Linked DNA regions of Mus musculus: regions 2, 3 and 4 are each linked to region 1. Evidence: chromatin loops called from intact Hi-C (ENCODE). Cell type or tissue: left cerebral cortex. All regions are shown on one strand. Links, peaks and the distances in the headings refer to the core of each region. The heading gives the core; the rest is flanking DNA.

Evidence for each region. Hi-C counts contacts between places; a loop is a spot of excess contacts. Peaks named below come from ENCODE experiments on the same cell type or tissue, not always from the same donor. Only the 100,000 strongest peaks of a DNase experiment are listed, where the experiment ranks them.
Region 2: a loop joins it to region 1, with 3 times the contacts of the local background. A loop is called at or near these places in 27 of 42 quality-filtered maps.
Region 3: it touches region 1 in a loop (3-fold over the local background); 12 of 42 quality-filtered maps call a loop at or near these places.
Region 4: a loop joins it to region 1, with 2.1 times the contacts of the local background. A loop is called at or near these places in 3 of 42 quality-filtered maps.

What each region holds. Positions count from the first base shown.
Region 1 is chr17:65,861,059-65,868,292 of GRCm38, forward strand. Ralbp1 (ralA binding protein 1) reads right to left here. Exons shown (of 10, transcript NM_001198949.1): 2 at 6,474-6,772; 3 at 3,216-3,674; 4 at 198-547. The coding sequence starts at 6,717. Among named protein-coding and RNA genes, the nearest start is that of Ralbp1, 20 kb to the right of the region's middle. In left cerebral cortex, for the core only: CTCF peaks have their summits at 1,718 (motif pointing right) and 3,829 (motif pointing right); DNase peaks (open chromatin) are centred at 1,741, 2,963 and 3,835.
Region 2 is chr17:66,097,689-66,104,922 of GRCm38, forward strand. It overlaps Ndufv2 (NADH:ubiquinone oxidoreductase core subunit V2), which reads right to left and starts at 3,871. Exons shown (of 8, transcript NM_028388.3): 1 at 3,727-3,871. The coding sequence starts at 3,777. In left cerebral cortex, for the core only: CTCF peaks have their summits at 4,208 (motif pointing left) and 5,951 (motif pointing right); DNase peaks (open chromatin) are centred at 3,406, 3,968 and 4,199; H3K4me3 peaks cover 3,015 bases; H3K27ac peaks cover 1,951 bases.
Region 3 is chr17:66,206,212-66,213,445 of GRCm38, forward strand. No RefSeq gene overlaps it. Among named protein-coding and RNA genes, the nearest start is that of Gm20742, 17 kb to the left of the region's middle. In left cerebral cortex, for the core only: CTCF peaks have their summits at 2,765 (motif pointing left) and 2,977; DNase peaks (open chromatin) are centred at 4,081 and 5,536; H3K27ac peaks cover 1,470 bases.
Region 4 is chr17:66,073,120-66,080,353 of GRCm38, forward strand. It overlaps Ankrd12 (ankyrin repeat domain 12), which reads right to left and starts at 3,927. Exons shown (of 13, transcript NM_001025572.1): 1 at 3,765-3,927. It overlaps Ndufv2 (NADH:ubiquinone oxidoreductase core subunit V2), which reads right to left. Exons shown (of 8, transcript NM_028388.3): 8 at 5,676-6,468. The coding sequence ends at 6,375. In left cerebral cortex, for the core only: no CTCF peak of the experiment used is centred there; DNase peaks (open chromatin) are centred at 2,951, 3,195, 3,993 and 4,415; H3K4me3 peaks cover 2,781 bases; H3K27ac peaks cover 1,943 bases.

The DNA of each region.
Region 1 (7,234 bases), core at 843-5,842:
TTCACAACTAAGCAAAAGGACAAATACGCTCGCTCCCCTACACGCTGGCACTGCCTGCACCTGGACAGAGAAGATCTGTGACCAGGCAGATCCGTTATTCCCCTTAGATTCACTGTTTTCCATGAGACTCAGCAACAGACGAGTTCCCCAGTTTCCCAGTGCCAGTACCAAAAGTGTGTGTGTGGACAGGACCGTACCTGCACGGTGGGGCTCAGCACTATAGAGATGTTCTGGATGTTCATCTTCGTTTCCAGCTCCTTCGCAATGACGTGGTCCAGGTGCACAATGAGCCAGGAAAGCAGAAGATGATTGCACTCCGGCAGTTCCCGGAGCAAGCGCTGGAATTCCTGCACTTTCTCCATCTCTGTGGTCTTCCCACAAGCCTCTTCAAACCGGGGCATAAGCTCTTTGGTAAGCAAATTCTCTGGAAGGTCTCGCAAATACTGCTTCAGCAAGCTGGCTACAGTGTTAGGCTCATATTCTTCTAAGTTTGGAGACTCCTCTCGGTCATAGGCTGCTTTTAGCTCATCTACCTTTGATTTGATTCCTTAAAACATTAAATTTAGGAGAGAGAGGATACCAGAATCAGACACACTTTCTCCACCACTACACACACACCTGCCGCACAGACACAGAACAGCCGGGGAGAAGCCCTGGGAGCCAGGCTGGGGGCACATGCCTGTGATCTCAGCACTAGAGGCTGAGGCAGGAGGACGGCTGCCAGCTCAAGTCTGATAATCTGGGCTACACAGTGAGACCCTTCTCAAAACTAAGCACAAACCGTCCTGGTAGAATCCATGTCTGCGGATGGGTCACAGAACTCTGTATGAACGAACACAGCACATAAAACCACAGCTGGAAACGGAACATCCCCGAAACCACGGGATATTATGAAAATGTTTAATCCAGGAAAAAATTTAAATATAATGGCAGTTAGATAATAACTCAGGAGCAAATGAAGCTATAATCTGAGCATATGCACTGTGCACAGAAAGCCAGGTTCCTGAGTCCTCAACAAGACAGACAGTATAAAATGAAACTCGGTCAGTCTGTCACACTTAGCCTTTCCCAGCTGTTTCTTTGTAACTAAGTCCATGTTGCAGAACAAAGCTCCTGGAAAATTGTTCTCTATTGTACAACACCCACCTAATTTCTATTTGAAAGTTTGAGTTCTTTTTTGGCCTGCGCAGTGGTGGTCTTTAATCCCAGCACTTGGGAGGCAGAGACAGGCGGATTTCTGAGTTCAAGGCCAGCCTGGTTTAAAAAGTGAGTTCCAGGACAGCCACGGCTACACAGAGAAACCCTGTCTCGAAAAACAAAACAAAACAACAACAACAAAATGGAAATTTCGGGCTGGCGAGATGGCTCAGGGGGTCAGAGCACTGACTGCTCTTTTGAAGGTCCTGAGTTCAAATCCCAGCAACCACCACATGGTGGCTCACAACCTTTTGTAATGAGATCTGACGCCCTCTTCTGGTGTGTCTTTAGTCAGCTACAGTGTACTTATGTATAATAATAAATAAATATTTGAAAAAAACCCTGGAAACTTCATAAGGAATTCTAGTCAGAATAGAGTAGTATAAAAGTACATTTAATGTTGAAAGTATTATGACGCAAATACAGAACATTATTTAAATTGTCTTTCAACTAGTGTTTGCTTTTTCATTTATCTACATTTATCAGACATCTGTGCACCAAGGGCATGCCTGGTGCCCAGAGACCACAAGAGGGCGTCAAAGCCCCTGGAACTAGATTACAGACAGTTGTGAGCTGGAAATTGAAGCCGGGTACTCTGGAAGAGCAGCCAGTCTCTTAACTGCTGAAACATCTCTCCAGCCCCTTTCAAGTTCATTTTTAAATTAGAACTGATATAAACGAGAACCAAACATCTCCAGGGAAAAAAGGCATTATCATATTAACAAATAGCAAAGCCAGGGTTGGGGGCCAAGGATGTATGTGAGTGACAGGGCCCTTGCTTCCCAAGAACATGGGCCCTGGGTCAAATCTCAGTCAGACAAGTGGGGTAGAGGAGAGACACAGCTACACAGATAGTGTGCCATGGTGTGAGGCTGCCAGTGTGGAAACAACTACTGAATGCTCTCACAAAAAAAGAGGCATTCTATTAGGAATGGTGAGGTTTTCCAAAAGATACAAATATCAAAAATAGGTCAGAAACAAAAGAATTTTTGAACAAAGCTACAGAAAATTTTCAAAGAAACATTCATTCCCCCCCAGTCTTCATGCTTATCAAGATAGTGTGGGGAAAATAGCTTCTATCACTGTTTAAATCTTCAAAAATCAATCAATAAAAATAATCGTAAAAATCAACCTTGCATGCTTGTGTATAATTCTTATGAAATAGAAACAATGAAGCATTTTATCTACTGGGTCATAAAAATGTTACCCCAAGTATCAAATCTATGTGCTAGAAAGGATACTAGCCAATTAAATGGAAAACTTGCTTAATCTTTCTCTTTGGTCTAAACATACAGGACACACCTGTTGCCATAAAGAGTTAAGTGATCAAAGCGCTCCATGAAAACCACTCTCCATGGGAGTGTAACACAGGTGCAGATACTGCCTACCTTGGAGCCTGAATCCCAAGTTATCACAGAACTCATGCTGCTTTTGAAGAAATCTTTGTACTTCTAAATAACGTATATATTGCTTGGTTCTAGATTCCCAATATGTAACACATAACAGCCGAGCATAAACTACAATTTCCTGTAGAAACTGTGTGTAGATGAACCGATTGTCAGTTTCACTGACATTTGCAATAGCTGTATGAGGCTGACAGGAACATTCACGTTTGGCCCAACCATCTAGAAAACAACTCTCTGTGTGTTCAGTCACACTGAGGAAACAGACCACAGGCTGTGTCATTAGCCATCTCTTGGCTGAAAGCTTCCTTCACAGAGCTCTCAGCCTTCCCAACACCTAGGCTTAGAAAGACGCTGAGACAAGACTCGGCACCTCAGCCTGTTACACGCTACAACCCACATGCTTCATTCTGCCCAGCTGCTGCAAGCTGCGACTGGCTTGGGAGTAAAACCTCGCGGAAGGAAACTGCACGAGAACCAGCCACGATGGTGGAGGTCATGTAGGGACCACGCAAGCGACTACGGTTTAGGCTCCTTACAAGATAGCACACTTTAGGAAGCCAAGTGCAGCTAATCTGCTAAAGCCACCGCCAAGCAGCCTTCACGTCCCCATACCTGACACCCGGTAGACGCCTTCACACTTCATGCCGTGCTTCTCCATGTAGTCCACACACTCCCGGAAGACAGCTGGCAGCCGGACGCCGTCGTACATCATGGTCCTCTCTACTGCGTCAACCAAGGGAACCCCAAAAATGGGCTTGACACTCGGTGCGTCCATCTGAGGCACCTCTGGCTCCTGAATTGGCTTTTTCTTTTTCTTCTTTTCCTTCCACTGTTTAACAACATCAGCTGCTGTCAAGTCTTTCGATTTCTTTTCTTTATGCTTTTCCTCTTTGTGCTTTTCTTCTTTATGCTTTTCTTCTTTGGGTTTTTCTTTGATTTTAAAATCTTTTTCCTTCTTTTTAGAGAAACTGGGCTTTTTGAACACATGGATTCCCTTGGACCTCTTCACCTTGGAAGGACTTTCAGCTTCATCTCCAGAGCTGTCTTCCTGGAAGGCAGCGTAGCCTTCAGCTGCCAAAGAAATGCAGTATAAATTGTGGTTAGTCACAAGCTTCCTAACAAGAGAAACAAAAAGGTGGCCCCTGGCAGGAGCTATCCAATCTCTGGCCTCTTGAGCCTCTAAAACAAAATCATCAAAAGACAATAGAGTAGTGACACTCAGTGACCACAAGAGGGCAACAGATAGCAGCTATCATTGCAATATCAATGTTGAGAGGAAAGTAGTAAGTAGTTAGTATGTGTATGCAAGCCGAGTTCTGAGAAACACTAAAGTATGAACACACATGAAACAGTAAACACAGAGGACTAATGCGATCAATCCTGAAAAACGGACATGGGGCCAGTGCCTTGGGCAACCTGGAAGCACTTTACAAACTGCACAACTGTTCGTGTGCTCCAGGCACTCCCATATGACCCCCACCCATCACTTGCCTTTCTGGAGCACCGACCACAGCCTCCTTTAAACTGAAGGCTGAATGTAAATGATTATCTGATGCATTAGGAGCAATGTCTGCATTCTGACAAAGACTCCAACTGCCTTAACACCAAGTCAGAATTACTAGTTTGTAGCATAATGTTACTATGTAGCATATGTCCTTATGTAAAGATGACCCATGTATTATTCAAATGCTGATTTCTCTGCCCCCAAATCTGGTTACAATCTGGACATGCCATTGTAATGCTGCTTCTAAGAATTTCCAGTCTCAATGTTATGTCAACATTGCTCCCAATTTACTATCTGATTTGTCAATAAAAGCTGATCAGCCAATGGCTGAGCAGAGGAGAGAAGAGGGCTGGATTTCCCAGCCAGAGAAGGGGGAGGGGAGGGAAGGAGAGGAAGGGAGAAGGGAGAGAAAGAGGGAGAGGGAGAAGGGAGAAAAAGAGGGAGAGGGAGAGGGAGAAGGGAGAAGGGAGAGGGAGAGGGAAAAGGGAGAAAAAGAGGGAGAGGGAGAAGGGAGAAGGGAGAGAGAAGGGAGAAGGGAGAAGGGAGAAGGGAGAAGGGAGAGACTTCACCCTCTCCAGGTGAAGGGTGAACACACCTAGAGCAGAGAAAGGCAGACCAGAACTAAAATGCAGTACCCTGGGGATATTGGCTGGGAGGTAGCCAGATTGCCTTAGAGGATTAAAGAAGATTAATAACTGCTCAGCCAGTGTACTGTAAAGCTTGATTAAATAAATCATATAGTCTGTCTCATTTATTTGGGAGCTAGGCAGGATAAAGACTGTAATTATTCTTTATGTAAAGATAATTTACATAATGTGATGTAAAGGATAATGTAAAGAATAAAAATGATCACTTTTAAAACTGCACTAACACCAATTTGCTTTTGTTTGTTTTTTAGGGATGAGTCTCACCACGACACCCAGGCTGGCTTACACTGGCCACAGGTGATGCTTCTGTATTGGCCTCCAGAATAGTTTGTCTATCGGCATGCATGCACACAGCTCTTTGCTCCCCTCCCTCTCCCCTCTCTTTTGACTGGCTACTTTCTACCTCCCTCCCTACCTACCTGAGACAAGGTCTCTCTATAGAGCTCTGACTGTCCTGGAACTCAGATTGGCCTTGAACTCAAAGAGATCCTCCCACCTCTCTGCCTTCCAAGTGATTAGCTGTGTGGACTACAATGTCCAGCAACTTCCTTCCTACTGTTATCTTGTGTGTGTGTGTGTGTGTGTGTGTGTGTGTGTGTGTGTGTGTGTCCGTATCAGTGTACACTACACCAGACGCATCAGGTCCCTGCAGCTCGAGTCCCAGTGGTCAGGAGGTCATGTGTGCTCTGGAAGAGCAGCACTCTGAACCTGAGCCCCCCACCCCTCCAGCTTACCTTGCTGTTTCCAATAACCCCAAAGGCTATTGCTTTCTGTAGAGCTACCTTACAAGTTACTTTATAACAAAGATTAAAAATAGTTTCTAAATTATCTTTTAACCATAAACACCATAAGCCTTGAACTAACCAGAACTGCAAAAATCTTAAGGGCAAGATGGGGGCAGTGGCACAGGCCTAGTCCCGGCACTCTGGAGGCAGAGGCAGGCTGATCTCTAAGTTGAGGCCAGCCTGGTCTACAGGACAGCCAAGACTACACAGAGAAACCCTGCCTTAAAAACCAAACTAAATCAACCCAACCAATCAACCAAACAAACGCTTTCATTTTCTTAAGCTCCAACTCAGGCAGTGCCAACCTGTGAAGAAAGACGTGAGCTCTGGGGACAGGAATGGAGACCCCCTTTAAGGCAGTAGAAGGCATGTCCAACAGGCTTCATCACCAGGTCCTGTGCTGGTCACAGTCCAAGCTACCTTCAAGTAACACAGTAGTCACAGAATCTGTAACTTCCCAGGCAATTAACATACTATGATTTTTTTTAAAGTAATACTAAATTGCCTTATTTGCTTTTAACATACTAAACAGCTATAATTAGGCAATCAATCCTCCCTAAGAAGAGACTCCGGGAATGAAAAGCTAACAGATAACTTCTTTCACAGTTCCAACAGTTCCCAAATGACCACAAAACCTAGCAGGGTTTAACCAGCTGAGCAAAATTCCAGCTTCTACTCTTTATACACCATTTGAAGCTACCACTCTTACAATGCACACTGGGAGACTCACCCTTTCTGGAAACTTGGTGTCTTTATCTGTGACACAAAGACAAATTAAGGAACCATGACCTAAAGGACAGCACATGCCTAGATACATTTCAGAAGAGGACGGGAGCCTGCAGTCAGAGCAGGAGGTACCTACGGCCTATCACGCTAGCTGCGCCCGAGAGACCCCTCAAGAGACCAAGGCGCAGGCCTGAGAGTCAGCACTTACTCCTTTTCTCCTTTTTCTTAAATTTCCCTTTTTTCTTTCCATGGTCTTTGTCGTCATCTGACACTGTATCAGGAGGCTCATGGAGGACGTCATGGGGAGGCGAGGGCTCGCCTGTCCGGTACAATCCAGGGAACTTTGTAGGACTGATCTCCTCAGAGCTGGGGGTCCGGGTCAGCCCGCTGCCATGCTCGGCCCTGCGGTGTTCACTAGGGCTGCTGCTCGGGGGCAGGAAGCACTCAGTCATGCTGATGCCCTGCCGAGGAAGGGAAGTGGTCTTCTCTGTTACCTATCCATTACACCTGCATGGAAGAAAACATGGGCAGTCAGCACATACTCAACAAGACGCAAAACCACCGTGAACACTCAGCAGTGAACCCCGCATCTACAGACAACACCCCCACCACACTGTGACCTTACACTCCAGGGATTATATACTTCAGTTCTCAGGAGCCTGAAGCACTAGGACCCTCTCGCACTGGGCAGGCACATCAGAAGAAAATCAGAAGTCTCAAGGAAGACGCAGGCACCTGTAATTCCACCATCCGAAACTGAGCTGCAAGTCTGAGGCCAACCTGAGCAACATAGCAAGTTTCAGGCTATCCAGGGCTACAGAGTGATGGCCGGCCCCAATCAAAATAATAATGAGTTCCTTTTAAAAAGAATTCAATCACTGGGTGTGGCAGTGATGCCTTTAATCCCAGAAGGAGGCTGAGGAGGTAGGTCTGTGTGCGTTTGAGGCTAGCATGGTGTGTGGGTGTGTG
Region 2 (7,234 bases), core at 1,414-6,413, 240 kb after region 1:
AGAAAAGGCCTTTTGCCCCTTTCAGTCCCAGCTTCCACCCTCTTATTTCCTTCCAGCCTGCCATGCATCTCACTCCTGTGCATGCAGCTTCTTCAACTTACAGCACTTTATGCCTCCCACTTACCCATCGTGATCACGTAACTCCCTCCTCTTAGCCTGGACAGCACTAGAGAAAGGAACCAGCCATGCTTCCATAATTATAGCACTTGTTCAACTTAGTTGTTCATCATATACAACGATTTTCCTGGGCAGCTTTAAAAAGGAATACTTACATACACACACACTCTGTCCATATGTACACACACACACATACACACAGAAAAAAGAATAAAAGAGTAGCTTGGTGAGATGGCTCAGTGGGTAAGAGCACTGAGTGCTCTTCCGAAGGTCCTGAGTTCAATTCCCAGCAACCACATGATGGCTCACAACCATCAGTACAGCTACAGTGTACTCATATACATAAAATAAATAAATAAATCTTTTTAAAAATGACTTATTTATCTTATGTATATGAGTACACTATAGCTATCTTCAGATCCACAAGAGGGCATCAGATCCCATTACAGATGGTTGCTAGGCACCATGTGGTTGCTGGGATTTGAACTCAGGACCTCTGGAAGAGCATTCAGTGTGCTTAACTGCTGAGCCATCTCTCCGGCCCCAAATAAATAAATCTTAAAAAAAAACAAAAACAAAAAAGGGTGAAACTACTTTATAGAATATAATGTTGGCAAGCTATACTGTTTCATTTATTATTAAATCTTTGACTTTCAAAGTAGGAGTGCATATAAACCCAGCATAAGTTAAGAAAAATCTGTAAAATGTTTTGAGATTTAGGATTTTAAGGTCACACACACTAAGATAAAATTTCTTGGTTTTTTGGGGGGGGTTGTTGTGTTTTATTTGTTTTGTTGTTGTTCTTGTTTTGAGAAAGGTCACTAAGTAGCCCTTGGTGTCCTAGAACCTGCTATACAGACTAGGCTGGCCTCAGGCTCACCGAGACCCCCCTGCCTTGGGATTAAAGGCGAGAGCCGGCACGCCTGTTCTGAAGGTGAGGTTGCTTTGGGTTTTACAAAGCTGGGACTTTACAAAGCTAGGTTTTGAGTTTCTCCAGTGTCTAACAGGCCTGCAACTAGGACTGCACAGAGAAGCCCTGCCTCAAACAAGCACACCAGAAGTCTTTCCTGTAAGCCAGGCACAGTGGCTCACACCTGCAACACCACCACTTAGGAGGTATGCTAAGAGGACTGCCAGAGTTTAAAGCCAGCCTGGGCTATACAGTTAAGACCCTGTTATACAAACAAAGAAACCAAAATAAACATAAAAAAATTAAAACGCAGTCTTAAATGGCTTGACTTAGCCAAGGAGGTGGATAATCTCTGGCATGGGCAAGTGGGAATCCCAGGAAAGGAAGTATCGAAATGGGTACAGAAACTACTCAGATCTCTGGCTAACCCCTGTGTAGTGACAGAGTCTAAGCAGCCTTGCTAAATTAGAACCAATATTGGTCTACCACTCATGACAATGGGGGTGGTCATTCTTTAAAGAAATAAGTTAGAGTGTAGTGTTAATTATGTTATTATTATGTTATGTAATGTTATTAGTGTAAGTTATTATGCATTTACAAAGTCCAGGATACAATTCAAAATTATTCATTGTGGAGAGCATGTTGGGGTGACAGCACAAAACCCACTATCATAGGGGAAAAACATTTCAAAACTGAAAGCAGAGGCCTGGGAGTGCAGGTGGATCCCTGAGTTTATGGCCAGGCTAGTCTTCCTGGAAGGCCAGTCAAGGCTACATAAACTACATAAACTCTGTCTCAAAACACCACCCACAAAACAAAACCCTGCTTTTCAACTACACCTCTTGTTACCCTTTGCCTCAAAAACAAAAGAAACAGAAGATGTCTATGGGAGCTTTTTTGCCCCTACTTCTTAGTCTCCTCCTCAACTGAATGATTCTCAGAGCCTCTCTTACCTATGTAACCTTCCAGTTTCTGACTCCAATCAGACCTAGTCCACCTCCACTCCTACACCAGTCATCTACTCAGAGCAGAACCCTTACTGTATATAAAACCTTTCACTGACTCTTTACTAGTCTACACTACCAGGGACACCTCTTTGTTTGTTGTAGGAGGCTGGGATTTGAGTTGGGGATATTTTACAAACAGGAATTTATATAGGCCAGACTAACCTCAAACTCACTATATAGTTAATGATAGCAAACATTCTGATTTTCCTGGCTCTAACTCCTAAATGCTAGGATATCAGATGTGACCAACCATACACGTATGAACCTTATTAGTGTTCTTACATGTTCCCCACAAAAATTGGGAATTCTGTTTCTAATTTGTAGTGATGAAAACACTGCACCACCCTCTAAAATAAGATATAAATTCACCTATCAAATACACAGCAAGGGGCCATCAAACATCACCCATCATTACTCTACTCCAGCAGGGCATGGAAGCTCACACCTGTAATCTCAGCACTCAAGAGTCAAGGCAAGAAGACCAGCAAACATTCAAGGCCTACATGCCACACTTAGCAGGCTCCAGGCCAGCCAGGGCTGCATGGTGAGATCTAATTTCAAAAGGAAAAAAAAAAAGTACTATAATCCAATTCACACTGTTACCTGGACCTAGAAGTACATTAAGGCTTCAAATAACTAGGGACAGACTCAACATTCCCATTTCACAGCTAAAGAAACAAAGACTAATTCTCTAGGTCATGTCACATAACTACAAAAGGTCACCTGGGATGCCTAAGTCTAAAGCCCCAAATGGTTTGTTTACACACACACACACACTATATATATATATATATATATATATATAGTCTTTTGTTGAGAACTTAGTTTTTGTTTTACTGTTAGGAAAATAAAATCCAACCAAACAAATAAGGCTTCTTTCTTCCCTGTAGTTGCCATGTAGTTAATTTCAATAGCCATTACTTTCTGTGTGCCCATGCACTCTCCGGACACAAGCTCAGCTTGTGAAGGTCAGACCACAACTAGTCCTCACACCTGGAGGCCAGCACCTTTCCACCCTGAGCTACCTCGCAGGCCCTGGAATCTGCATTTTAGCTTCGCTTCAGTGTTTCAACTTCAGTTCAATTCCTTGGCCTATCTGAGATGCACCTGACACTCAAATGGCCATAGAACTACGACTCTTTGGTCAGTGCGGTTACTCGTGCTACTACTATTCTCTCACGGTTAATTCCTACGATTCTCTGCCGAGCATTTCCTAAAATGAATGAACAACTTCAGTAAATGAAACGCTGGTCACCTTTATCTAGTCCTGAAGGAACTCGGCAAGCCTTTACCAAGCCTATCAGCGTTTTCTCCAGCATGCTTTTAAATCCGATGCAGCGCAGCCGCTATGCCTGACAGACAAGCAGCCCAAAGCTTCGCTGCTAGGATCCTGGAAGCAGCGGGCCGCCAGGGCCCCCCACTAGCTTCCGCACCAGGATAAATGACAATCGCCTTCCTGACCTTGACTAAGTTAGGGGTGACTTTCCCCGGCCCGGTGCGGGCGGCCCGCCACCCGCCGCCACCGCAGCTGCGGAGCATCCCGGAGGCACTGAGGACGAAGGCCGCGGCGTCCCCGCCGCCGCCAGCTGACCTGTCCAGCGCCTAGGGGTCTCCGAGGACTAAAAGCTAAGGGAGGCACGAAGAGCGGGAGACTGTGGCGACAGTGCCCGGGGTTCACCCCGAGCCTCTTACCCACTGAGCAGCGAGGCCGGTCGCCCTGGCCCGCAGCGCCAAGGAGAACATGGCGGGGTACGCGATGCTCCGACCCCGGCCGCTCTAGGCTGACTGGGAACGAACGAGCCCGGAGGCCCGGCGCGCGCGGCCCCGCGCCCAGGACGCACGGCGCGCGCGCGCTCACGAGCCCTGGCCTGGGCGTCCCGAACGGTACGCCGTTCCTGACGCAGCGGCGCGCGAGGGCTGCTGGGACCGGTGGGCGGGCCCGAAACAGCCCAGTCCCTAAAAGGCCGGCCCGGTTGGGCCAGCTGAGTCCCCGCCCTGAGGACGAGGCTCGCCTTCTCGAGGCTCTTGTGTTTGTTGAGGACGAGGCGTACCTTCTGGGGGATCTTGTGTTTGTTCTGTCAAACACCTCCTCTGGTATTGCAGTTATTTCTTTCAAAATTCGTTTGGTTGAGTCTTTTCTTACATACGATCGTATTTAAAGGGCTGCCACCTAGTGGACTTGGACAGCAAGTGCCTTGGCTCCCAAGCCTTTGCGTTAGAGTCTGTAAAACGACAGGCTAAACTGGAATTGACTTCGGGATGCCAGTGAGTGGGAGGTAGAAATGATGACTGTTGATGCTGCGCGGTAGACGAACAAATATTCTTTGTGCTTGTGTATGCTCTAGACATTTTCCATGATAAAACTGGTGGAGGGAGGAACCTACTGTCTTCTTGATTTTTGTTTGATCTCAGGAAACTCCTAGCAGCTTTAGTACGCATCGTGCTGTTTCCAGCTGTCGGTATTTTACACAGGTTTTGAGTGATCCTCAACCTTCAGACAGGCGCATACTGCCACCTTGGGCTTTTAACTTATTCTTGACTCTTCTTCTGACTGTCGTTTTGTGTGTGTCTTCTCTATCCACCCCTTTCTTTTTGCTATAATAAAGTTGTGAATAGTTTCCGTAATTTTGACAACAGAATGAAGATTCTGAAAGGTTATTCGTCATGAGTTTGTTTTTTTAAAAAAACAAAAAACAACAAAAAAAACCACCCAAGATAATCCATTGCAACCTGTGTGAATCATATTCTACAAATTATTAGACTCAGCCGGGCGTGGTGGTGCACGCCTTTAATCCCAGCACTCTGGAGGCAGAGGCAGGCAGATTTCTGAGTTCGAGGCCAGCCTGGTCTACAGAGTGAGTTCCAGGACAGCCAGGGCTACACAGAGGAACCCTGTCCCGAAAAACCAAAAAAAAAAAAAAAAAAAATTATTATTCGACTCAAGAAATAGTGTTTCTAACCAATGATACTAAATTCTTTAGTTCCTATTGCATTATCTCCAGTATTAGTTTACCACTAATAAATTTGCTTCAGTACTTCTCTGAGGGAATGAAAAGATACTGAAAAAGAAAAAATAATCCGGGTCCCATTACTGATTTGTTTTATTGTGTGCACCCAAACATATTGTCACCATCATTAGCAGCTGTAATACTTTGGCCTTTTCAGAGTCTCATGTTGCCCAACCTGGTCCCAAACTCGCTATAGGTGAAGCTAAAAGACCCTCACTCAAGTCTTGGGATAATAGCGGATCCCCAAGAACTCACAAGAGACCAAGCTTGATGTAAACCACATGAGGCTTTATTCTGGGAAAGCCAGAGCTCTTGGGACGACTCATATCCCATGCAGGGGTAGAGGAGTCGACCCCAAGGGAAAAGGGGGTCCCAGTTTTTATAGGCCCTCAGGGGGGAAAGGAGAAGTGGGGGAGTAGGGGATTTCCAGATCTAAACAATGTAAAAGGATTGATTTCTCAAGAAATGGGTATGGGAGGGAAACAAGGAAAGAGTTTAATGAAGGTACAGTAACTCAGGATTGGCCCAGCTGTGGTTGCTGGGGAGATTTTCCGACTCTATCCCAGCAACCAATATCACAAACAGTGAGGTGCAGCAGTGGGCACACACCTGGGTTCAAGGAACGGTCAGAACATTGGCAGATACACGGGTTCAAGGAGCGGCCAGAGCATTGTGCACCTCTATTTTTTCTAAATCAGTGAAGCTACTTCTACTAACACTGAAATTTATTTTGCCAATTTCAGGGCTTCTGTGACCTTTTACATTCTGTCAGGATCTTTCAAAGCTAGTCTCGAACTCATGACTCTCATGCCACCACCTTTCTTTTTTTATTTTTATTTTTTTATTATTTTTTTAAAGATTTATTTATTTATTATATGTAAGTACACTGTAGCTGTCTTCAGACACTCCAGAAGAGGGCGTCAGATCTTCAGATGGTTGTGAGCCTTTTTTTTTTTTAAAGATTTATTTATTTATTATACATAAGTACACTGTAGCTGTCTTCAGACACACCAGAAGAGGGAGTCAGATCTCGTTAGGGATGGTTGTGAGCCACCATGTGGTTGCTGGGATTTGAACTCAGGACCTTCGGAAGAGCAGTAGGGTGCTCTTACCTGCTGAGCCATCTCACCAACCCCATGCCATCACCTTTCAATCACCACCACCAAACCCAGTTCCTCTGACATTGATACTCCTCCTCCTCCTTCCTCCTTCTCCTCTTCCTCCTTCTTCTTCCTCCTCCTCTTCCTCCTCCTCTTCCTCCTCCTCCTCCTTCTTCTTTTTTTCTTTCCCAAGACAGGGTTTCTCTGAGTAGCCCTGGCTGTCCTGGAACTCACTCTGTAGTCCAAGCTGACCTCGAACTCAGAAATCCACCTGCCTCTGCCTCCCAAATGCTGGGATTAAAGGCGTGTGCCACCACGCCCGGCCCCATTTTCTTTGATTCAACATCTTGTACTATACTTAGCATATGAAAGGCAGTCAATAAATCTTTTAGTTGAATGAAAATCTTTGTATAATGCAAATAGTTTGCCTATCCAGTCTCTTGCGGGACTATGATAATCATGTCTGTATCATTGTGATGGTTTGCATATGCTCGGCCTAGGGATTGGCACTATAGAAGGTGTGGCTTTTTTGGAGTAGGTGTGTCACTGTGGGCGTGGGCTTTAAGGCCCTAGCTGCCTGGAAGCCAGTCTTCTGCTAACAGCCTTCAGATAAAGACATAGTACTCTCAGCTTCTGCACCATGCCTGCCTGGATGCTGCCATGCTCCCACCTTGATGATACTGGACTGAACCTCTGAACCTGTAAGGCAGCCTCAATTAAATGTAGTCCTTATAAGAGTTGACTTGGTCATGGTGTCTGTTCACAGCAGTAAAACCCTAACCAAGACAGAAGTTGGTACCAGGGACTGGGGTATTGCTGTGATAGGCTTGACTGTTTTGTTTGAAAGAATGTGGATTTGGGGACTTTGGATTTGGAAAGCCATGGAATGTTTTAAGTGAGGCTTAATGGGCCATCCTAGTAGGAATATGGAAGACTTTGTTCCTGTGAGTGATTTGACTGTGCAGACCCGGTCCAAGAGGTTTCAGTGGAGAAGAACTTCAGTCTGTGGCCTAGAGACTGTTTTTGTAGTATTTGGGTGAAGAACATGGCTGCTTTTTTGCCCTTGTCTGAAGAGTCTGCCTGAGGTTAAGG
Region 3 (7,234 bases), core at 851-5,850, 350 kb after region 1:
CTTCTGCTTCTCCAGCAGCCCTGGGATGAGATGACAGTTAGAAGCCAGGGCAAGAGCTGGAGGAGCGGCTAAGGAAGTGGCAGGATGTGGCTGATGGTGGGGCTGTGATGGGCAGCCTATTTTGGTTGAATGAGGCTTGCTCCGGTGACCCAGTAGAAAACTCTACAAGGGATGGAACAACCACTAGGGAATGTGCTAGTACTGGGCAGTATGTCCTGAGCAGGAGAGTCAGGTCAGCAAGCCAGTCAGCATCCCTCCTCTCTAGGCTCCCTTTCACTTCCTGCCTCCAGGTTCCTGCCCTGTTTGATTTCCTGCCTTGACTTCTTTTCAAATGGTTAATGATCAGGATATGTGAGTCACATAAGCCTTCTGTGCCCCAAGTTGCTTTTGGGCACAGTGTCTGTCACATCAATACAAAGTAAACTACAACAGACATATACTTTATACACTGATCCTCATCAGGCAGTGGGATGTTCAATGACAAAGCATGAAGAAGGAAGGGAGGCTGGTAGACCCCGCCCCCTTGGAGAAAGGGGATTGGTGGGCAGAACTTTGGGGGATGGGCAAACCCTAACTGCCACAAGCTGTTGTTTAACTTACATTAACTACCCCACTGTCCAAGATGAGGTACTGAGTGAGATATGCTGCCTTCATCTCCACATGACATTTTGACATTTCTCACTTTGGGGCAGGGTGGTCTCAAGTCAGGGTTTCTCTGCATAGCCCTGGTATCCTAGAACTCCCTCAAGAAGACAAGGCTGGCAAGGAACTCAGAGATCCACCTGCCTCTGCCTCCCAAGTGCTGGAATTAAAGGTGTACACCTCCACCCCAGGGCTTCCTCGTGGCATTTCTATCTGTTCAATACCAAATGCGGAGAGCCCAGTGTTCATCCCCAGCCACTAGGCACAGGGATGTCAGCAGAAAGGAAATAATAGGCTTCTTGTTCCCCTGAGGGAACACAGTTTTGGGCGGGCAGGAAGAATACATTTCAGGCATTCTACACAGCAGGGTAATGGTCAGCAATCTCTCCTAAGATGTTCAGAGCAACTGCCAGCTTCCTTTGCCCTTGACATCTTAAGTAGGCAGCATGAAGACCTGGAACCCATTGATGGAGGGAGTTGGGTAGGGAATCAGCCAAGTTTGGATTCTTTCCAGAGTCAAATCTTAATGTCTTCATATTCTGTGCCCAGGCCCCAGCCTACTGGGCCTCCCTAGCTGAACAGTGAAGAGGCAGGAAATATTGAGGCTGCAGTTGACCTGGCCTATGGTGCAGGTCCTGTACTGGATAAAAGTCAACCAAGAGAAAGAATATGAAGGTGACAGATCTAGGAGTCCTCTCTCCCTTTCCAGAAGGCTCTCTACAAAGCTGAAACAGGAGTTTGGAGACATATCTGTCTCCTATTTTTTTTTTTAATACTAGAAACTAAATATACAAAATACTGAAACTTTGCTAACAGCCTAGACAGAAGGCACCTTATATGCGAGATGTCACCACATCAGTCAAGGCATGCAGGGGACAAAGCAAGCCTTTGTCCTCAGCCTCTAAAAGAGCTAGGTCTAGTGAAAGAATGTTGGCATGGGTGTACTGTTCTGCCATGGGTGTACTGGAATGACAGCTGTGAGAGAGACCTTCCTAGTGTCCAAAGAAACACTGCTTTTTTTTTTTTCTGGATGCACCGCTCCATGCCTCTGAGAATGTGATACTGCTGTCTGAGGGAGGACAGGCATGGCTGAATGGGACAGCTCCCACATGCTGCTCTCTGGGAGGCCATATCCAAGTGCAGAGCTAGAACAGTCACAGGGACCTCCGAGGACTGATGAAACAAAGGGCAGTCCTCAGCACAGCAGGGTGAAGATATCGCCAGGACCAAGGAAGCCCTCAGGAACGTGTGTCCTGTGACTATGAAATTGATCCTGGCAGCTGGGTAGGAACTAATGAACTTAAAATTCTGGCTAGCTGGGCCCTCACCAAGTATCCAGAGCTGCTGTTCACCCCATCCCACGCATGGGTCATGAAAGCCCAGCCTTTCTTGTGACAGAGGCTGACATCAGGCCCTGAGGCAATGAGCATCTCAGGAGGATACATAGGGGAGGTGGTGCTGGTGGTGTCCTAGGTCTGCTGTGCCTGTAGGAGGAAGGAGGAGTATCTCAAGGACTGATAGGATGTGGGGTTTGCTTAATTGGCCTCTGCCTCCAAAGAACAACCTGGTGAGGACCTGTCACTTCTGATGAGACAGGTGCCCCCTCATGAGCTCCACTGTAGGCTTCTCCCTGTAGAAGACAGTTAACCATCAAGGCAGGATGCTCCCCACTTTGGAAGAAGAGAGATGGAAAAGTCTTCAACATCCTCTGAGGCTTCTCCTGCAACTTTTGAAAAGTGCTTGCCATAAAGGGAGAGGGCAGTGCCCCTGAAGGAAGGAGAAAGTACTGACTTAGGAGGAGACCTCGGGCTCAACAGATGTTCCACACCAAAAATTCATTCATTCATTCATTCATTCATTCATCCATACATTCTCTCTCTCTCCCCCTCTCGCTCATGCCTCCACCCTCCCTCTGTCAGAGAAGAAGATTAATGGTCCTAGAATGTGATCAGGTTCTCCTGCCCGTGTTCCTGGTTTCCAAAGTCATGAAATTTGTTGTTCTGCCTCCCATAGCAGGATGTTTTTGGATTCAGGTCTCTGAGCTCAATGCCCTATTTCCTGGCAGTCACAGAAACTTTGCCAGACTGCTGCCTCCCAGAGCACCCAGCCTGCACTGCACTATGCTGAGCTCTGCTGCCCTCTGGTGGTCATGGGTTCTTTCCTTCGCTGGGATCCCCACTCTGCAGCAGGGCATTGCTTTCTCCTTATCAACTCCAACATCCAGATGATCCTGTCTGAGTGATCCACAGACTTCATTAGATCCACTGGGGTCCCTCTGCTCTTTGGAAACACCCTGGAAGAATTCCTAAGTGATCTTCGCATATCACTGGAACCTGAGAGGTTGGAAAAGCTGGCAGGCCTCGGCCAAGCAGCCTAGGCTTGTCCTGCAGATGACCCTCTCTAGGCACGAGGAGTCTCCAGGTTTCCAGCAAGGGCAGAAACCGTGTGGTAGGGCCTCCTTGTGTACACAGAGAAAGATATCCAGGCCAAGCCTTCCACTGTGCTTAGGGCATGAGCACAGTAGTAGTGAGATCAGTTTCTGGGAATCCTTTAACCTGGGTCCAGGTTGAGTTCCCATAGAGGACTACATAGAGCAACTTCAGGAAGGAGGACTGGGTTGGACTGAAGATAAGGGGAGGAGCCCTGCACTGAAATGCTGTCTCCCAGCACTTGGCTGATCAGTGAGTGGGAGGGAGTGGATGACATGGAGTGGATGCGTGTTTAGCACTTGGCTGATCAGTGAGTGGGAGGGAGTGGATGACATGGATTGGATGGGTGTTTAGGGCTGGGCTGGGCACTTTGACCTTTATGTTTTGGTATGAACACGGATACTCAGACACATACCCTGGCTGTCATGTTAAAAGAAGAGTTCTCCATGAAGAGCTCATGGACATCTGTCCTGCAGCTTCCAAGGGAGGTCAAGCAAGCATTTTTTTTGAGGAGCAGTGAGCATACTAAGAAGTCCAGGTTCAACTCAGTGGCTTGATGGAGGTCACACAACAAATGAGGTCTCTGGGTCCCTCCATTCTGCATCTTGCCGCCCCCTTGGGTCCCCTGAATCAATTGTTTCTCCCACTGCCTGTCCCATTGATCTTTCATTACTGGCCATACATGCTGTCTCTAGACATATGTTTATTACCATGACATTGTCAACTGTATTTAGTAATACTTTCATACTCCATAAGGATCCTCATTCTCCATAATGAAATTAATGTGGCTTGATATTTCAATCCGTTATAACAAATGTATGATATTCCTAGGATACAAGCCTGGGAACATAGCCATTTCAAAGAGAATTATTTTCTCTCTCTGGAGTCTATTTGTGCACAGTAGAATGTCTGTCTGTGGCATGCTAGTTTTGCAGACTCAGGCATGTTCTAATTTTTTAGCTCTCAGCTCTTGCTCAGAGACCCGAGGAAAATGCATTTGCAATTAGTACCCATCAGGTGACAGATGAGTGGATTTCCAGTGACACCACTTCCTGGTTTACAGAGGCTGCCATTCTCTGGGTCCTCATATGACAGGGACTTCTTTCTATCTGCACTTCAGTGCATGCTAAACTCCTATCCAAGGGACAAAATCTGTCCCTGCCTCCCTACAGGAGGCCTGTCTCTAAACACTACTCCCCAGCTGTTATTTTCTTACCATTTCAATCTGGGGAAGATTCAAGGATGGGACTCTTTGGAGCTGCAGGCTGTAAAAGAACCCTGAAAAACAAGTCTTTATTCCTGCGAGTTTGCTGAAGCTCACACAAGGGACAGCCACTGAAGAACACCCGGAGCGGGTGGGCTGAGCTCTTCCTGGGACTCTCGTTGAGGGGACAACCAAAGAAAATGAGAAGCATGGAGACAGTTTGGCCCCATGACATGTCTTCAGCCAGGAGCGGTTCTAAGCGCGGAGGCCTGAACAGACATGAACAAGGTCAATGCTTCTCCCTTTATGGGGAAAAAGTGAAGGAGAAGAAATTGGGGGGGGGGAGGGAATCATTCATGATCAGGGTCCAAGTCTTTGCAAAGATCCTTCAGACCAGCCCAAGATTATAACAAGGCTCTTAAGTGTGATCTATGTCCCATTTTTTCCCCTCAGAATCTCTCTTCTGCACAGATGCACAGATGATGTGTCATACCAAAGTCACAGAACAGGGAAGGCTAGGATGGTGTGGCCTGAGTAGGTCTCACTTGGAATAGTCTTGGAATTTTGCTTACTCATATTTGGTGAACCATAGTGTTTCTGTGTATCTTCTAGTGGGTGCCTTCTCTTCTTGAGCACCTGTTAAAAATTGGTACATATGGGTTTTCAGCTGCCCAGAGCTGGGACCTGGCACTTTGTCCCTGGATCCCTGTTAGGATGTTGTCCTGCAGCTCACCTTGGGTGTTCTGTCTGCAGAGGAGGTTCCCTGTGCTCTTATCTCAGAGAGCATCCTGCCCAGACTCCACCCAACATTACCATTGTATGACTCCCTCCGAACAGGTTCTGGGGCACTGAAGAGCTCTCAGGTCTGCTATGTCCTGCTCTAGGTTTGATTGCAAGACCAAACTCAATGGATTTCACATGGCTGTCTGCATCTAAGCAGGCGTTTAATTTCTAGTCCATGTGTTGGGATTGTCTGGTCTTGTTTGGGGACAGTATTTGATTGCCGTTATGGTCTGTTCAGATTGTCTCAGGGCATATTCTTTCTGGAGATACCAAGATTCCTCTGCTAAGAGTAATATTCAGGTATTAAATAAGTGTCGATATCATCATGGCATGGAACTTGAAAGTTGAATTCAGAAGCTGCTGCTTCTGGAGAGCAGCGATATCAAACAAATGGAGCGCAGATGCTGTTCTGTGACTTTCAGGAGAGCAGTAGTGTGCTTCTACATCCCTGCAAGTCCAGCGTAGGCTAATTTTACAGAGGCAAGCCCACACAAGGACTGGGGAAGGCACCACATGCTTACGTAACCCTGAGGTAATCCTCTTTTCTGAAGAGGCTGGCCATGAAGTGAGGTTGAGTACCTTCCTCGACCTCTGCTGATAGACAGGTCCGGGGGAAAAAAAATCCCAACACATGGACTAGAAATTAAACCAAAGTAGGTATATAGGAGTCCTTTGGTTGCAACAAAAGAAAAAGGAAGAAAAAACCAATAACAAATAAAACCAGCACCCTGCACTATAGGGACAATACCCCAACCAAAGCACAGATTTATACACACGGTGTTTCTTTTTCACTTACAGTTCCCTCACAAATGTTACATGTGAACAGGAAGCGAGAGTATCCCTCCCACCACATCTGCACTGTGGCTGTCTTTACTTTTGCCTTCAGGGACTTTTTCCTCCCTAGTGATAATGCCAAGCATGTATGTAGGGGGCTAAATGAGGTTTGTCCACAGAGGGAGGGTCATGTGCTTTAACGCCTTGTCCTCTAGTTGGTACATCTGATTGGGAGGGATTAGGCAGTGTGGCCCTGTGGAAGAGCTGTGTCCCCTGGGGCTGGGTTTGTAGGTTTCCAAACCCAGGGCATTCTCAGCGATTCCCTCTCTGCCTCCCACTTGTGGACCGAGTGAGCTCTCAGCTGTTCCTCTCCCAATGCCTTTCCTGTACCACAGTAGACTCTCAGTTTGTAGATAGGAGTCTGAAGTACACATTCACTTTTATAAGTTTGCTGCCTTGGTCACAGTGTCTTATTGCAGCAAAAGTAAGGAAGAGGCAGACCTTAGTCACTACTGTTTTAGTGGATCAAATCCCCTGATATTTTTACTCATTCCCAAGTCAAAGCCAATAGATACTTTAGTGGCCTTTGCTGTTGAGTATGTAATAACCCTTGGGGCCGCTAAAATGTAGCTTATTTAAGGGAGAGCCACTCCATAGTCCTAACCACTTGGGTTACTTATAACCCTCAAGAATGACTGCAAGGCCTGATATCCAGTTATCAGAACCCCCAGAGACGCAGCTTTTCTACATTGAAGCCAGTGCTGGCTCAGGCATTTTGAGATCAGCCACCCTTGATGCGGCACCCCTTCTTGTAAGTGACTCCACGTGCTCCTGTGAACTCACTGGTTGAATCAGCTCGACTCGGGTAGAATAAACCTGTAGTCTGTTGTTGGCACCACATCTCGGTTGCACAGATATTTGTTCATATCTACTCAAGGAATGCTGCCCAGCGCACAGATAAAGAAAGGCGGCCCGGCAGCAGTATTACTCCATACTCTGTGTTCCAGTTGGTCCGGGACTGCTGCCCAGCTGCGCAATTGGTAGACGGAGATTCCACTTAGTAAGCACTCAGATCTTCACGCTAGCTTTAAAGGATCCATGACGGGGCATGAGGATTGGTTGCCTAGCCTACGGCCAAAGCACTTCTGGTGATCTCCTCTCCTGAGGAGCAAAGCTGAACAAACTCTAAGAGAGTCTATACCCTCTCAAATTCCCCATCCTGAGGCCCTGCCCACTTTTCTACCCTTGTCTTCTTATCAGGCTCTGTTCTGACCAGAAAGCTAAGCAAGGGACGGTTATCTGTCTCACTAGCTACATCTTCAGAGATGTCCCTCAAGGTGTGGGGTTGGGCTCAGTGGCCGACATTTTCCCTAGTTCTTTAGAATGCAGAAAGAAGGGTGTG
Region 4 (7,234 bases), core at 1,067-6,066, 210 kb after region 1:
AAGCCACCACAGCACTTCTATGTATTTTAGAACCACTAGATGACCAAAAATATGAACTATTCAAAACTGAGTTTATAAAGAAAATTTATTTCCTTCTACTGCATGTCTAAAAATCAGTGAGAGACAAATTAACATCACTACTATGATACTTTCACTATTGCTTTTAAAAGCCATTGTCTGCAAAGGAAACAAATTATGCATGCATGAGCATATAACAAGAATGTTTTCAAATGCTGTGTGGAGCAACTTTATACTCTCCAGGAGAAATCGGAGGGCTAGAGCAATATTTAGAGTGTTCATAAGCAGCTTTACTAAGATTAGAACTAAGTGGGGACCGGGAAAAACTGTATCTACACGGAATTATAATCTCCAAAATAGCAGGTGTACAAAATAATAACGCCAGGGCTAAGGAAAAACCTAGGGACTGAAACATCTTGTTACACCTCAAGGACTACACTTTCTTTAAAAGCGGCAGCATCACGCCTATCTGTATGAAGGCTCCCAGTGTACAACGTTCTTTCTATAGCGCTCTCATTTTACGTTATACAAGAAAATCATTATCATTATTGGTGATGGTGGTGACGGCCCTGGCCAGGCCTCACACATGGAAGTGGGCCGTCTACAGCCCCAGGGGATGATTCTTTGTACATAAAGAATGCAAGGTTCTGAATGTTACATGGTTTGTCAAAACAAGAACAAGACCAGAAAGTAATGAAGAACTTAAATCCAGACCTTCTCAGTTCTAGTTCCAGGTCTTCTTCCTTCTGCTTCACACAACTACTCCCAAATAAAGAACGGAGCATCTCACAGTAAGAAGCTTCTAGACAAATCAGCAAGGCAGACAACTCTCTCTCAGTCACGGCCAAGTTTTACCTTTTCATCTGAAAAGTGAGTGACGTGGACCACAAAGTGTGAGGCTGCGGCTAGGTCTACGGCTAACTCTCCAATGTGCCCTGTACATGACACAAGCTGCTAACAAATATGTCTTGTTAGCAACAATGCTGGAGCAACCTCCTGCAAATGTAAAGGAAGCGCTACCCAAATGATGCTACTCCAATAACCTTACATGTGCTGAAAGTGCTTTGATCTTACAACAACAGAAATGACTCATCTCACTAACCATTCTCTTTTCAGACTGAAATTAATGTTATTAACAAAACCCAGAAGTAGTCCAGCAGGCCGGTAATCTGAGCTACTCGGGAGGCTGAGACAGGAAGGATGGAAAGTGTGTGTGTCTACTCAATTTAGCAAGACCCATTCTGGAAACACTAAAAGGGCATGGGTGTTGGTTTTGTTCCCAGCAACCACATCAGGTGGCTCACAAGCACCTGTAACTCCAGCTCTGGGGATCAACACCTCCATCCTCTGCAGACACCCTGCACTCCTGTACACACCCACACAGACACATAATTAAAAATAAGCCTTTAAGGGGCTCAAGAGATGGCTCAGCAGTTAAGAGCACTGGTTGGTATTGCAGAAGACTCAGGCTCTATTCCCAGCACCCACATGGCAACTCACAACTGTCTGTAATTGCAGTTTCAGGGCTTCTGAAACCCTCACACAGGCATATGTGCAGGCAAGACACCAAGGAACACAGAATAAAAAATAAATTATGTATTTTTTTAAAGCCTTTAAAATGGGGGTTTGGGGGCTGGGGATGTAATTCAGTGGCTTGTCATAATAACATAAAACAACAACAAGCCTGGTTCATGCAATGGCGGGGATGAAATTCAGGGTTTCCCTTCCAAGTTACACTTCCACAACTCTGTAATCTGGATAAAAAGCAGCTTCTTTCCCACATATTCCACTGTCACCAGATAAAGTCCAACCAGTGTTTTGTTTTTTTTTTTCCTGGATATTAAAGAGCCAATACCGAAACTGCAGAACATCTTCAGCACCCGAGTTCTTTCAGTGTTGCTCTGTTAACTCTTCTTCCAATTCACTTCATAGGGTGCACACCCAGACATCACCAACTGTCTCAGAGGCCCTTAGTCCATAGATGATGTTAACAATTGTAAAACACACAAACTGTAACAAATTGAGAACAGCTTCCAACTTTCAATTCTAATATTCCTTCCACAAATACACTTAAACCCCTGGTTTCATTTCCAGAGAACTTTGCCAGTCTCTAAAACAGAACACATACGTTGAACAACTAGGTTTGTCCTGGGCCAAGCTGTCTTGGAGAGTGTTAGAAATTCGATTAGTACTTCTATCGACTATAACAGATTCTTAAGTAGTAAATAAAGCCTTTCTCTCTGCATCTATAAACCCAGGGAGAAGCATTACATACTTTTATACGTTTTTTGCTTTTAATCCAAATGAAAGCGCTCTCAGGAGGTTAACTGAAGGAGGTCAAGATGGCTCAGCGCATAAAGGTTCGAACCACCAAGCCTAAGAGCCTGCCTGGAGCCCACACAGGGAAAGGTGAGAACCCCAACTCCTAGGAAGTTGTCATCTGCCCTCCACATTCACCATGTAAACAAAATATATTAAAATATTAAATGTCAAACTGAAACGTTTTAAAGGGAACTACAACAATGTCTTCATTGTCACATTGGTGATTCTAATTTTTGCTTTTAAACCATTTGGCATCAAGAGAGCACATTTTGGCAGTTCTGAGTTAATCTCCAGGAAAGCCTTTGTGTAACGCTTTAAGAAAATGAAAAAAAGATCAGTAAGCAAGATTTTTAAAGGCCTACTTGGGCATATGTTTTTAATGAACAGATGACTTACTGGGATAGTTCATCTTTCTTTATAATTGACTCAGGCCATTTTAAAATAAGAAGAAACACATGGCTGAGAATGCAGGTTCGTCTCAACCACAGAATTAACGATAATCCCTGAGCGTCACTGATCGCCGGATTTGCAACATACTTCGCCCCAGTTCAAGGGGTGTCCAGCGGAAATTACAGTCCCTACAACCACACTGCTTCAAATGTTTCCGACGTACTCAACTAGTGCAATACTGTTCATTTCCATCCTCAACTATTCTCGCTGTAATTATTAAAACAGCTGTCAGCTGGGCTTCGGTGACCTCTTTGTACAGCGTTTTTATTCAACGCCGTGGATCCTGAAGGATGCGTCATCTCCATCTTACTCTCCAAAAACCAGATCTAAGATTCCAATACGCTCTAAGGGTCTCTGAACATCATTCCAATCGGAACTGGCACAAACTAGACCTGATCGCTCAACGCGGCAAGGGCAGGTCGCACTGGCATTTAGGACAGAACTGGCTCCGGCGAGCCGCAGCTCTTTCGCTTTCACGCACCTCTCCCGGGACCATCGCGCCTCCTACGCCCCGGCCCGCACCGAGTCTCCGACAACCGCGCACGCAGCGCCGCTGGCACCGGGAGCGCGCGGCGGCACGGCGCGCCCCCGCGATGCCGTCCGTCCCGGTGCGCTGGCGGCGCCCTCCCGGCCGCGCCATGTTCCGGTAAGCGGCGGCCAAGGCGCTCGCGCTAGCCGCCGCCCGAGCGTCGCCCAGCGGCGGCCCCACCTGCGCCGCGACCCGTCAGGATGCCGGGCGGGGCGGCCACCAACGGCCTGTCACGGTCCGGCCGGCCGCGCCGCGGGCTGGGCTGGGCCGAGTGGCGCGTAGCACACGGCTGGGCGCGGCTGGCAGAGGCGCAACCCCCCTACCTGGCTCCGGGGAGGAGACGGGGCACCGGGCTGAGGGTCTCCTCCCTGGTACCCGGGACAGACTCGAAACCGCGCCCTCCTTCCTCCCCTCTGGTCGCCACGCCCCCCTGGCCCGCACAGACCCGAGGCTCAGCGGGCGCAGAAGGGTTCACCCCCTGAACGAGGACCTCCGGGTGGCCGCCGCTGCCGGTGTCTCCGTCGCCGCTGCAACAGCCCCTGATGCCGCCGGGGCCAGGCTTAAAAACATCTCCGGTCTTGGTCGGTCTCTCACCACAGCCTCCTTGCTCCTGGACAGCGTTCTCCGCGATTGGCTGCGGCGCGAGCACGTGACCCGGGCGGACACGTGACTCCTGCAGGCACGGGACGGGCGGCGTGACCGCCGTGCCCCGCCCCCGACGCGCCCGTCCCTGGGCTCCCCGGAGGAGCGGAGCGCGCGGCGGCGGGTGGCGTTCTTGGGGAGCGAAGCGGAGCGGGTGGAGGGGGCCGGAAGTCCTGGAGCCGCGTGGGAGTCGGAGCAGCCCTCGAGCCGTCGGCCGGGGAGCTCCTCACGCGCAGTCACCACCACCGGAGATGTGCAAAAGGCGGCATGGGTGCTGGCGCCCGGCGGAGGAAACGCACATATTTTTGCAGGGTTTGAGTTGGGACGGCAAAACCAGCCGGAAACCGGGAGGGTTTTGTTAGCGGTGGTCGTGCGGGCGGGAGGGCACCGCAGCACTGTGGGGCAGGTCCGGGTTGCGTGACTGAGCCGCTTCGTGCGGCGCGGGCCGAGGGATGTCCCAGCCAGACGCACTCTGTTCCCAAAGCACGGCTCTAAGCACTGCTTGCAAAGAACGCATCGGTAAGCTCAGTTCTAGCCATGCGATCCTGTGACCTTTCTGAGCAGAAATTTCACCAAATTTGTTCCTGTGGTACTAAGTCTCATAGGGCGTGTGAGGAAATTTTACCATCGCAGCAGCTTGTCCTCAGACTTCCTTCTGAATACTTTAATCTACAGCGGTTAGCCTGCAACCGTTGTGCTTTAACCACCCTAAGAAGTTACATACTCCACAGGAAACCATCTTCTCCCTCTTCGTTAACTGTGGCCTCCTTCAGTATCCGTTAGTATCTTAATGATTTTAAGACAGTCCTATCAATAATAAGCTGTAAATTCTGATGTGAGTTTTGGGCTTGACAGGGACATAAACCTTCATTAAAAAAAAAAATCAGGATAGATTGTCTTCCATTGTTCTCAGCTATAAAAAACTTTCAGTATGAACAGTCTTCTAGAGAAATCTGTGTATGTGTGAACTGGGGACTGAAGCTCTGCCCTTGCTCATGCCAACCAAGTACCCAACAGTGGTGTATAGTGAGAGCTATATTTCTGGTGAAAACTTAACTTTAAAGACCTACCTTAGACCCTAAATCATAAGCACTCACAACCAGTTAGTCTTTTTATATAGGCAGAGCTGGAGAGATGGCTCTGGGGTTAAAAGCACTGTTTGAAGACCTAGATTCAGTTGTTCCCAACACCCACAAGACCACTCAAAACCTTATGTAACTTCAGTTCCTGGGTGTCCACTGCTCTCTTCTGGATTTGGTGCACACCACGAGCACAGGCAAAACACTAATCCACATAATATAAATCAAATCTAGCTTAAAAAAAAAAAAAGACAGTCTCATTAATTAGTTCTGTCTGGTGTGGACTTCCATACATAGAACCGGCTGACTTCAAACTCTCAAGAGATCACCTGCCTCTGCCTCCTGAGTGCCTACCTCTATAATGAGGTCCCTGTAGGGTCACTGACTTTGATAAATCCTGAAGCAATCTGATTATTCCAGGAATGAAAACTATTTCTATTCTGCATTTTCAGAAGCACGGCACTATTACCTCCTTTCTTGAGTTGAAGGTAATGTTTTATTCATACAAACACATTGTCCAGCCTACCAACTCCACCAGTTAGTTCTTAGGTGCTTCCAGTGTTAAAAATATAGCCAAAGATGGCCAAACCATGCCTCAAACGACAAAAACAAAAACATAGCTAAAGTTCAAGTATGGTGGGTTTGAATATCTTTACTAAATCTCTGAGTTCTAGTCCAGTCTGATCTACAAAGTGAGATCCTGTATCAAAATAAATAAATATAGCTAAAGAAATATCAAATTATTTTAACTTTTCTTTTTATAAATAATGCTTTTACCACAATCCCAGAACTTGAGAGGCAGAAGCAAAACTACCCAAAGTTGAAGGCCAGCCTGGTAAACATACAAGCAGGGCTACAGAATGAGATAGCAAACATAAATGGAATACTTTGAGAAAATTCTCTTACCGGTAGTACTGATAGGGAGGTCTTACCAGTCAGAAACTTCAGTAACAACTATATGCTCTTAAATGTTAAAACGCTTAAAGGGAACATTGACATAAAGCTTATAAAAAATTTAACAATTTGGCTGTGTCTAAAGATACAAAGGAAAAATGTATTTTAAGTTTTGCAAAACTTTTACTTCACTGATAAAAATGACATGGCTCTATGAATGGGCAACACTAAAATAATTCTTAACTTGATTCTGTTATAATGATAGGTCTTCACAGGTAGACCGAGATAGTGGTCCTGTTGTTTTGACATAATATTTAGCAGCTGCAAGTTACTAGATTACTGCCAGGATGTACAGGTGGGAATAAGCAAACCGAATAAAGCTTATGTAGGGAAGTTCATATTTTATTTGTCCAGTGACATTTTTTACAGTTGAATACAAGTTAAAGGCCTGCTTGCACACCAAAGCCAGGTCCTTTGGGTGGTTCAGTCAAAGAAGTAAGGCCTCCAGCTGGCTCACAACAGAAGCGGCCACTCCTGAAAAGAAAAGCAAGTAATGATTATTAGTGATTAGCATATGTAAATTTTTACTGTAAAAAACTGGCCACCTTTAATCCCAGCCAGCACTCCAGAGGCAAAGGCAGGCAGAGCGTTTTTAAGTTGCTAACCTGGTCTATATAGTGAGTTCCACACTAGCCAGGGCTATCGTAAGACCTTATCTCGAAATAATATTAACAGGCACTTTCAGCTTTGATGTAACTTTATGGACTTCATTGTGTCTGTTGTCTATTGCTGGTTATGTGACATATGACTGACTGTACTACAGTTAGTTTTAAGTATCACTGTGAATTCACAAGCCAACTAGAAATCCCATGGAGACCAAACTATGGCACATAAGGAAAACTAAAGATCTGTGATATTAAATAGGACAAAAAGATAGGGAGAATACAAGATAGCTATTTCAAGAAAAGTAATAATTAAAGATCATCTTGTCTGGGGTCAATGACATGGGTCTGTAGGAAAAAGTGGTTGTTGATAAGGACAGCAACCCAAGTTCAAAACCTGAAACCTATACAGGCTTAAGGAGAGAAGCAACTCCACAAAGCTGTCTTCTGGCCTCCACATATACATTATACATGATCAAAATTTAAAACATGTTTTAAATAATGTTGTATTGATTGAAAGGGAAAATGGATCTTTAGGTGGGAATAAGAGGAAGGCTAATTTCAGATCAATCTTCTTAGTAACATGAACTTTTAAGCAATTTCTATTTGAAGGAAATTCTCTTTCAGAATAAATATTC